Linked DNA regions of Homo sapiens: region 1 is linked to region 2. A link is a loop called in an ENCODE intact Hi-C map of the cell type or tissue named here. Cell type or tissue: HCT116. All regions are shown on one strand.

What was found. Hi-C counts contacts between places; a loop is a spot of excess contacts. Peaks named below come from ENCODE experiments on the same cell type or tissue, not always from the same donor. Only the 100,000 strongest peaks of a DNase experiment are listed, where the experiment ranks them.
Region 1: a loop joins it to region 2, with 2.8 times the contacts of the local background. A loop is called at or near these places in 2 of 110 quality-filtered maps.

The regions. Positions count from the first base shown.
Region 1 is chr9:101,725,509-101,730,508 of GRCh38, reverse strand. All of the region lies in intron 1 of GRIN3A (glutamate ionotropic receptor NMDA type subunit 3A), which reads left to right. Among named protein-coding and RNA genes, the nearest start is that of GRIN3A, 11 kb to the left of the region's middle. In HCT116, CTCF peaks have their summits at 2,166 and 2,748; DNase peaks (open chromatin) are centred at 2,190 and 2,654.
Region 2 is chr9:101,447,039-101,452,038 of GRCh38, reverse strand. All of the region lies in intron 2 of LOC105376184 (a long non-coding RNA gene), which reads right to left. Among named protein-coding and RNA genes, the nearest start is that of ALDOB, 14 kb to the right of the region's middle. RefSeq lists silencers at 2,434-2,523, 2,734-2,923. In HCT116, CTCF peaks have their summits at 2,546 and 2,746; a DNase peak (open chromatin) is centred at 2,538; H3K4me3 peaks cover 1,290 bases; H3K27ac peaks cover 384 bases.

The DNA of each region.
Region 1 (5,000 bases), 280 kb before region 2:
CTCCATGTTTCAATTTATTAAGTCATAAAATGTGATTATCTTATAAGTTTATGGTGAGGACTGCACCATATGTACCTAGAGCAGTGTGTTCTTATGATGTTGATAATTGTTCTTTTAGCATAAAGTGTTGACGTGGCAAGATTCATAAAAACTAATCAGAAAAAGAACTCAAATATTCTACCTTATTATGCATTCGCAATGTGTCTATAATATTCAGGCTTAGGACTTCCAGCTCCAGCAAAATAACCCTGAGAAAAATGAAGAAATCTGCTGTTTTGAAGTCCCACTTAGAGTTCTGGTTCACTGAAGTGTACCCGCAATTTAAGTGTGTGCAAAGTAGGTCAGCAAAGAAGTGAACTTTGAAGTCCAGTTTTACCTAGTTGCTCCTTTATATGGGTTCAGGGTGGTTGGAGTTTTGCAGCAGTTACATCAAGGTTAAGAAGAAGCATGTTTTGGTCTATTAGGTGGTCTTAGTGAGGAACTCATAAGTCTTTCCTAACTATTGCTATAACTTCTCATAGGAGGCTCTGAGGAACTAAACTCAGGGAACAATAGAACAGAAATGACAGTTTCATTTTATTAATAAATGCATTAATGCCCAGTGCCCTGCTGCATAGGTCTTTAGAAAAAATTGAGTTGGGACATACGACTTGGGCTTCAGGTTTGTGTGGCATTTCTTAATTCTAAATCTTGATCTTCCATCTAAGCAAACAAAAGAAAGAAGTGGCAGAAGAGATGGAGGACAACAGATATGAGCTTATGAAACAGGAGTGAGCTTATTTTGGTGTGGTAGGGCTGAGTACCTGGAAGAGTTCCAAATCTGAATCCTCAAAACTTGTGAATATGTTATTTTTTATGGCCAAAAGGACTTTGAAGATGTGGTTATGTTAAGCATCTTGAGATAGAAAGGGTATCTTGGATTATCCAGGTGTACTCAATGTCATCACAAGGATTCTTATAAGAAGGAGGCAGAAGAAGTCAAGGTCAGAGGACAAGGCGATGTGACAATGTGATAAAGGAAGCGGAGACTGGAGTGACACACATTGAAGATGGAGAAGAGGCCATAAGTCAACAAATACAGGCAGTCACTAGAAACTCAAAGGCAAGAAAATGGGTTTTCCCCTCAGAGGCTCCAGAAAGAATGCCACCCTTGACTTTAGCCCAGCAAAACATATTTCAGACTATGACCTCTAGTCACAAGTAATAAGAGAATAAGTGTGTGTTGTTTTAAATCACTAAGTTCTTGGTAGTTTGTTACAGCAACAACAAGAAATGAATACAATTGCCCACACAGACTTATGCAGGGAGGAGGTGACAAAAAGATAGAAAGGGATCTGGCCCACCTTATCCTTGGAAGGCAGGTTCCATTTCAGCTTATACACTTTGCATCTGGAGAAAAATGTCGAGAAAGGTTAAGCTTGGTGATTCCACTCACTGCTAAGTACAACCCAGTTGGTATTTGGGGATTCTTGTTAGAAAGGGCAGAGTCTACCTGGACGTGGATTCAAGGTTCAGCAGTCTCCCCTTTTTCATACGGGCTTCATCTGTATCACAGTAACAATATGGCTTACATTAACCCAAAGATTAAGGGAAAGTAGCACTGCTATAGGCCAGGGCTTTCAGAAATGGGACACCTCATGAAGCAAAATCTCCATATTTTACTGGATGCGGACTATATCAAAATTGATGCACACAACTTCATGGGACTTTCTAGATGCATATTGCTTTTCTGATTATAAAAGCAGTGCCCATGCACTACTACCTGTGCATTTACACAGATTAACCCTGAGTCGCATTTAATGCTTTTTATTCTTTCAAGGATAATGGTTGAAATTTTAGTAACAGTGGAGTACAATTAAGAAAAACCCTGTTATCACTCTAACTGGGCACTGGCATCAAAGAACAGGAGAAATAAAGAAAAAAGTAATTTTTAAAAATTTTTCTGAAAATGCAGATTTGACATGGCTTTTGAAACTTGAGCATTATGCTATTTCTATTTAAAAGGTGAGATTTTCCTTTGTGTTTGCAGTCTATATTTTCATCACACTGCAAGTGGCTGAGTCTCTACGGTTCCAAACAATAGCTCAACTTGTACCTTTCAAAAACATTCTTAGGAATAACTTAGAAATGGGTTGTCACTCCTCTCCTCACCGCCAGGGGTGGTCATTAGCTGAACTTACTGAACATTTGGGGCAGTAGCAAGCACTTTGATGGCAGTACAACCTGCATGCAATCTATGGGTGTTTTTGGACAGAAGGCCTCAACCAGAAGCCAAACAGAAGTTGTGTTAATACTCCCCAGATTAAAAAGAAAAGTTTTTGTTTTCGTAAAGTTCAACATTCAGCATGTCTTTGTCTAACAGAATCACAATCTGGCTTAGTTGTGGAGTGCTATTTTTTCAGTCCCAACCAGACATTCTTAAACAGAGATTCCTTTAAACAAATAATTTGCTTCTATATATTGTAAATGTAATAATGGGAGCAAATATATACACAGATCCACACACAGAGAGATGTTATTGTGTTGCTGATACAGGAGGAGTTAATTTGAGTCTTTTCACACATTGTGTTATACACATAAAGAAATGCTTCAATGTGACCTGAACATGAATGATAAATCTAGATCCGAATTTATCTAGTGTGCCTTCACCTGGCCACAGACACAGAGAGCCATCTAGTGGTCTCCAAAATACAGCTTTAGGCTGAAGCATCCTAGGAATCCAGTCTCACAAGACAAGAAAGGATTCCAAGCAGCTATTACTTCATTCCTGGTCTTTTGACTGTGGAAAATGTAGATTAATTCACCAAAAAGATCTTCTTCTGCCTTCTACTAAGAAGTTTCATCAACTTCTGCTGTACTGCCAGCCTATCTATAATTGCAGTTAACAACTATAAAGTAAGATATCTCAAAATGTGTCCAGTGGGGTTGGGAGAAAAATGAGATAAAGTCTTACTAACTTTAGAAATGTAGAGTCATTAATTCTTAGTAGCTGTATTTGCTGTCACTTTCATTCATAAGGAAAGATAAAGAGATGCAGCCATTTTATTGTGCTAAGCACATCATTTATTCCTTTATTTCTGATTATAAAAAAATCTATGCTCTTTGTGGATAATTCTAAGATTTAATAAAATGCCAAAGAATCCAAATCACCTATAAATACACAACCAAAAGATCTACTCATATATGTGTGTTATAAAATTGGGGCCATCCTACTTTATGGATTTCCCTAACATATTCATACATTATAAACCGCTTCTCATATCGCAAATATTTTTCTCCATTATTTGTAATGGCTAGATAGTTTGCCTTTGAATGGGTTATTTCTTGGTTTGTTTACCTAGCCCTTGCTGTTTAAAATCAGATTTGCTTCCATTAAAAAAGAAAAAACACTGTTACCGAAGGGATTTTACTACACTCATCTTAGCATTTTTGTAGTTACTTGTGCTGCAGAACACCCTCTACTTGAGTTTTGTGACACCGTCATTGTTTTCCTTGTTTTTTTCCCCTGTCCTTTCATTGTCTTTTACTGATTATGCTTCTTGTCCTTGATCCCTTATAATAATCACCATTGTACTGTGCTGTCTAATATTATAGCCTCTACCCAAATATGGATACTTGAATTTAAATTAAGATTACATAAAATTTGAGTCAGTTTCTCAAGCACATGAATCACATTTCAAGTGTTTAAAACATCTTATGTACCCCATAAATATATATGCCTACTATGTACCCACAAAAATAAAAAACTTTTTAAAAATTTAAATTTAAATTTAAAATAAATAAATTTTAAAAACATAAATTTTAAAAATTTTTAAATAAAATATTTTTTTAATTTTAAATAAAAATTTTTAAATGGGAACATATGGGTAGTGACTTCTATATTGGACAACATAGATATAGAACATTTTCATTTCCATAGGAAGTTCTATTGGATTGTTATGTCAAAGGATGTTCTGTTGCAAAGGAAGAGAAACTCCCACCATGAAGCTCAAAAGCAGGGAATTTGTGCTGAAATCTTACAGGAAAATGACATGAAATAGAAATGCATGAAGTATAGCTGAGCTGTACCACCAGAAGGTGTTTGGGTAGCACCTCTCTTTTTCCCTTGCTCTGGGGCCCAATGGCTCTTCTCTCAGTTTCTCACTTCACATCTGCTACAAACTCCTCTCGGGATACCAGCTGATTCTTCTGCCTTGCCATAGCTTCTCCATGGATGTGGTTCTTATGATAGGACTTAGCCTGACTCTATATGACTTTACAACTCTAATCAATTTATCTGACTACATTTCTTATATCTCTTAGTTCAAATTATCCAGATATCTGATTGGTTTAACCCACATTGGTTTCCCCTCACCCCAAATTATATGTCCTCCCTTAATCCAATCAGAAAGGCCCAGATTCTTAGGTTGCATGCTCAATATGAGACTGACTGAAAATACAGCAGTAAATAAAATAGCAAAGCCCAGGCTCTCAAAGAACTCCCATTCTAGCAGGGAAGATAGAAAATAAGACATGCAAACAAATAAATACGTAATATATTATTATTAGACAGAGACAAGTGCAATGGAGAAAAATACAGCAGAATATAAGATTAGAGACTGACTACAGATGGTAAAGTAAGGTCTGTCTGACCATGGCATTTGAGCAGAGAATGAAGTAAGGAGTGACCCATAAAATCTTCCAAGGAAGGAGCATTGCAAGCCAGGCCAACATAAAATAAAAAGACCCTGAGATAGGAATGAGCACAGTAATAAATAATTGTTGAATAAGGGGACTATTCTTAGTACTATCCATAACACAATTTTTAGTGGGCACTGTTTCAAAGGAGGTATCAATAGTGAACCAATAACCAGATCTAGTACACCCTTTCATACAGGCCTTTTCCATAGTGTCAACTACTGAATTTATCTCTTTGTGTGTGGCAAGGCCAGGAATTTCTAACTTGAAATTGTGGTTATATCTCCAATTCTCACCTTAAGCTAAAAATACTTAAAGATGTC
Region 2 (5,000 bases):
ATTCGACAAGTCTCTAGGGAGTTCCACACTTTCCCACATTTTCTTGTCTTTTCTGCGCCCTCCAAAGTGTTCCAATCTCTGCCTGTTACCCAGTTCCAAAGTCATTTCCACATTTTCAGGTATGTTTTCAGCAGCGCCCCACTCTACTGGTATCAATTTACTGTATTAGTTCATTTTCACACTGCTGATAAAGACATACCCGAGACTGGGTAATTTATACAAGAAAGCGGTTTAATGGACTTACAGTTCCACGTGGCTGGAGACGCCTCACAATCATGGCAGAAGGCAAGGAGGAGCAAGTCACATCTTACATGGATGGCAGAAGGCAAACAGAGAGCTTGTGCAGGAAAACTGCCCCTTAGATAACCATCAGATATCATGAGACTTATTTGCACTATGAGAGCAGCATGGGAAAGACCTGCCCCCATGATTCAATTATCTCCCATCAGGTCCTTCCCACTTGTGGGAATTCAAGAGGAGATTTGGGGGGGGACACAGCCAAAACATATCTGTGTGTGTGTGTGTGTGTATATCTATGTACATATATATATCATCTCATGTATATGATATATAGAGATGATAATACAGCTTGGCCAAGGAAATTTCAGTCCAGCAAAAAGATAGATGGTTTTATTCTTAAGGAATTTTCCAAGAGGATTTTTTGAGAAAAGCAGCCAGAGTGAGACAACAACTACATTTCTTAGAGGGTCTTAAGTTCTCTCTGTAAAGAATTACAGACAAATGGAGGCATAGAGTTTCCATGTCCTCCAGCTGTTTTCAGGAGCCCTGGTGCAGCTTGTGAGCAGAAATACTAGTGTTGGCTTCAATTTCCTGTGGAAAAGAGATGTGATGTGGCACAGGGAAGGAGTACCGAAAATAATCTGTTCTAAAGACTTATCTGGGTGACCTTTGGAAGAGACGAAAGGGAGGGCGTGAGATAGTGAGAGACTCTGGAGTATTTATGGAGTGAAAAATCAAAGAAAAGTGGGTATAAAGAAGTGTTACTCTGTTTATGAATCTGATCTTTGTTAACGTCCCTTGAGAAACACAAATATGCTTTTAAATTATTTTTTCATTACTTTGATTACATGACTTTGCATGTGTTCATGGCAGGACTGAATTCCATGGGACCTTGGTTTATAATCAAGTAATATTCCAAGGATACAAATGATATAAAGTAATTAATGATATCAAAATCTTCATATTAGCAGTGAAAAACAAAAAAATTATTTGTAATGGCCCCAAAGACTTTGATAATACTCAACATCTGTTCTTTTTTTTTCTTTTTGACAGATAAAACATTTAAAATATATATAGCCACTGAAAAAAAATTATTAAGTACCCTTAAGACGGCAGTCTTCAAGCTGGGAGTGGTGGCCTGAGCCTGTAGTCCTAGCTACTCCAGAGCCTGATGCAAGAGGGTCACTCACAGGAGTTTGGGGCTGTAGTGCACAATGACTGTGTTTGTGAACAGCCACTGTACTCCAACCTGAGCAACATAGCAAGCCCCCATCTCTAAAAAAAAAAAAAACCAAAACAAAACAAAAACAAAAAAACCTGCATTCTTCTCAAAAATAATTTTGAGAGACCATATACACTTTCGCATTGTAAATGAGTATCTATGTTCTATTATAAATGTAAATAATTCCAAAGGATGTCATATCCAGTATGTTTTAACATTGGTGACCCTTTTAAGTACAAATCATGGAATCTTAAACAAGATAATGATTAAATACCCATTAAAGAAAATTACATGTTAAAGTTCAGAACATTTACATTATTCGGTTCCATATCCCTCACAGAACTTTATGTAAATGTAATATATTTTTAGGCTTGGAAGTTTTATTGATAACCATATCATACTTCTCCGCAACAAACTAAAAAACTTCCTTAGTTTTCTATAACCTTAGAGGTCTAATACTGCACTGTGCAACACTCTTGCCACTAGCAACACATGGCTAGTAAGCACTTGAAATGAGATCAGAGTGACTATGGTACTACATTTTTAATTATATTTAAGTTTTAAAATTAAAATGATTTTCTAATTTTCTCCATAGAGATCTTACCTATTTGCTAGGTTTGTTTATAAATATTTTATGCTGTTTGATGATGTTGGAAATGATTTTTATAAAGATGCATTTTCCGTTTGTTGTTGGAGATATTTATATATGTCTGAGCACCTGTTCTTTGCCTGATAATATGTTGCTTTAATACGCTAAGGTGACACATTTTATTGTACTTGTAAGGTTAGTTCAGCAGACTGTGCTGTTGCCCAGAATTATGGTTACTTATGAACTATACTTTTTAGTAAGCTGCCTGGAGACATGGTTTTTATGTTGCTATTTCTCTTTTCTGGAACATCCGTCTGGGATTTGCACAGGACAATTGTGCTTGCTCTTGGAAGGTCACATGGATTTGACTGTGGCTCTGCTCACTGATGCGCAGCAAGTGTTGGCTCCCACCGCCTCCAGAATCCAACTCACTGGACACCGCTGCCTCTTCGGCCACCAGGTACCCGTGCGCCGCCTTGTGACAGGTTTAGTGCGGGCATCGGGGACTAGCAAAGGATCAGTCCGTTCCCTGTGGAGCTCACGGTTCTGTGCGCTTCGTTTCTCCTTCGCAGCCGCTTGTTCTGACTGCCGGACACAGCGCCCGCCCTCTTCCCACGAGAGTGACCCGGTCGGGACAGGGTCCCCGCCCTAGCCCTGCACCCCCGTCCCGGCCTAAACAGATAGCCCACCTCGGCCCTCCATGCCCCACCCGGCTCTGACTGTGTCCCCGCCTCCAACCTGGGCCGCCAGCACCTCCTGCAGGCGCCGGGCGCCGCTGCCTCGCACCGGCCAGAGCAGCTGCCGCCACAGCGGTTCAGCTGTTATTAATGTTTTAAAATTGTCAGTCGCCTGCCTGCCCGCCCGCCCACCTGCCTTCTTTTCTTTTCTTTTCTTTTCTTCTCTTTTCTTTTCTTTTCTTTCTTTTCTTTTCTTTTCTTTTCTTTTCTTTTCTTTCTTTTCTTTTCTTTTCTTTCTTTCTTGCTTTCCTCTTTCTTTCTTCCTTCCTTCCTTCTTTCTTTCTTTCTTTTTCTTTCTTTCTTTCCTTCCTTCCCGTCTTTCTTCCTTTCTTTCAACTTTCTTTCTTCTTTCTCTCTCTTTCTTCCTTTCTTTCTTTTTCTTTCTCTCTCTTTCTTTTTCTTTCTTTCTTTCTTTCTTCTTTCTTGTTTGCTTGCCCTTTCTTTCTCTCCCTCGCTCTCTCCTTCCTTCCTTTGTATCTTTTTTCTTTCTTTTTTTGTTCTTCCCTGTTTGTTTGTTTGTTTGTTTTGAGACAGAGTCTCACTCCGTTGCCTAGACTGGAGTGCAATGGCGTGAGCTCGGCTCACTGCAGCCACACCTCCCGGGCTCAAGCGATTCTCCTGCCTCAGCCTCCAAGTAGCTGGGGCTACAGGCATGTGCCACCACGCCTGGCTAATTTTTGCATTTTTAGTAGAGACAGGGTTTCATCATGTTGCCCAGGCTGGTCTCAAACTTCTAGGCTCAAGCTTTCCTATAATAAAAAAATAGATTTTCCAACAGCATTAATAGATTAAAAATATAATAAGAAAATGTCCAATTTAACATAACAGAAATCTTCTTAAAACAAACTTAAGAAGTGCACAGGGCCAGTTGTCAAAAGAACTACAAACATTTAGTGAATTATAAAAATTAAGATGTGAATACAGAAGCATATTATTTTTCTTGATGGCAAGTTTCACTAACATATCAATTATTTCCTAATTTGTTTATAAGTTTAGTATAATTTCAATCAAAATATCTAATTGGGAACTTCATGAAATCATTCTAAACTGTGTTTAAAAAATTAAGAGGTAATAAGAGCAAGAAATATTGGAAGGAGATTATGAGGAGTATATTCTTTCAGATGTCTAAATGCATCATAAAGCTGCAATCAATAAAACAGTGTTAAGAATAGCACAACTATTCTTAATTTTCTAATCAGACGGGGATCTCTGAGCACTTCATAAAGAGCATAGCCTATGAAGAGATTACTGGACAACAGCCCAAGGGTAAGTTGAACAGACTTTTTTCTGATCATGACCTTCAGACAAATCAGATGGTGTCATACCAAAAGCACGCAAGTGCTATTCCTCCAAAATGATTCCAGTAGGAAAGGTGTAGGCACAAGCATATAAGGTTCTCATTCTTGATACCTCTGAGATCATTCAAACTAGATGGACTGCATCTTCTTCAAGCAATCCTCCCCTAATATTTCATACCAAAAGCACACAAGTGCTATTCCTCCAAAATGATTCCAGTAGGAAAGGTGTAGGCACAAGCATATAAGGTTCTCATTCTTGATACCTCTGAGATCATTCAAACTAGATGGACTGCATCTTCTTCAAGCAATCCTCCCCTAATATTTCTTTGCAGTGATTGTTTGCTAAATCATTAGGGAACTTAAGGCCAAGTTTATTTTCCTTTGCTGTGGAATAAAGATATTTGTGTGCATATATATATATATATATATGTAAGTGTGTGTGTGATTCATATATAAGATACATATGTATATAAACAATCAAGATAAGTGAAAGACAGGGCCTTTCAAAGGCCAAGGGACACACAGGCTACTTCCATACTTTTAAGTTTCCAGTAAATATAATAAAAGTGAAGAAATGGCAAAACCAGAGTTACCAAAACTTGTGGTATAAATTGGATTTATACGTTTAGTAAAGTAATGCTTTGAATCCATGCATGAAGCAATAACTGTGTGTAAAACTCATTTGGTGATAACATCCAAAATGAATTTTAGGCCTGATATGATTTGGATGTGTGACCCCTCCAGATTTCATGTTGAAATGTGATCTGCGATGCTGAAGGTGGGGCTAGGTGGGAAGTGTTAAATCATGGGGGTAGATCCCTCATGAATAGCTTAGCACCACTTCCTTGGTGATTAGTGAGTTCTCATTCAGCTAGTTCACTCAAGATCTGGTTATTTAAGAGTGTGGGACCTCC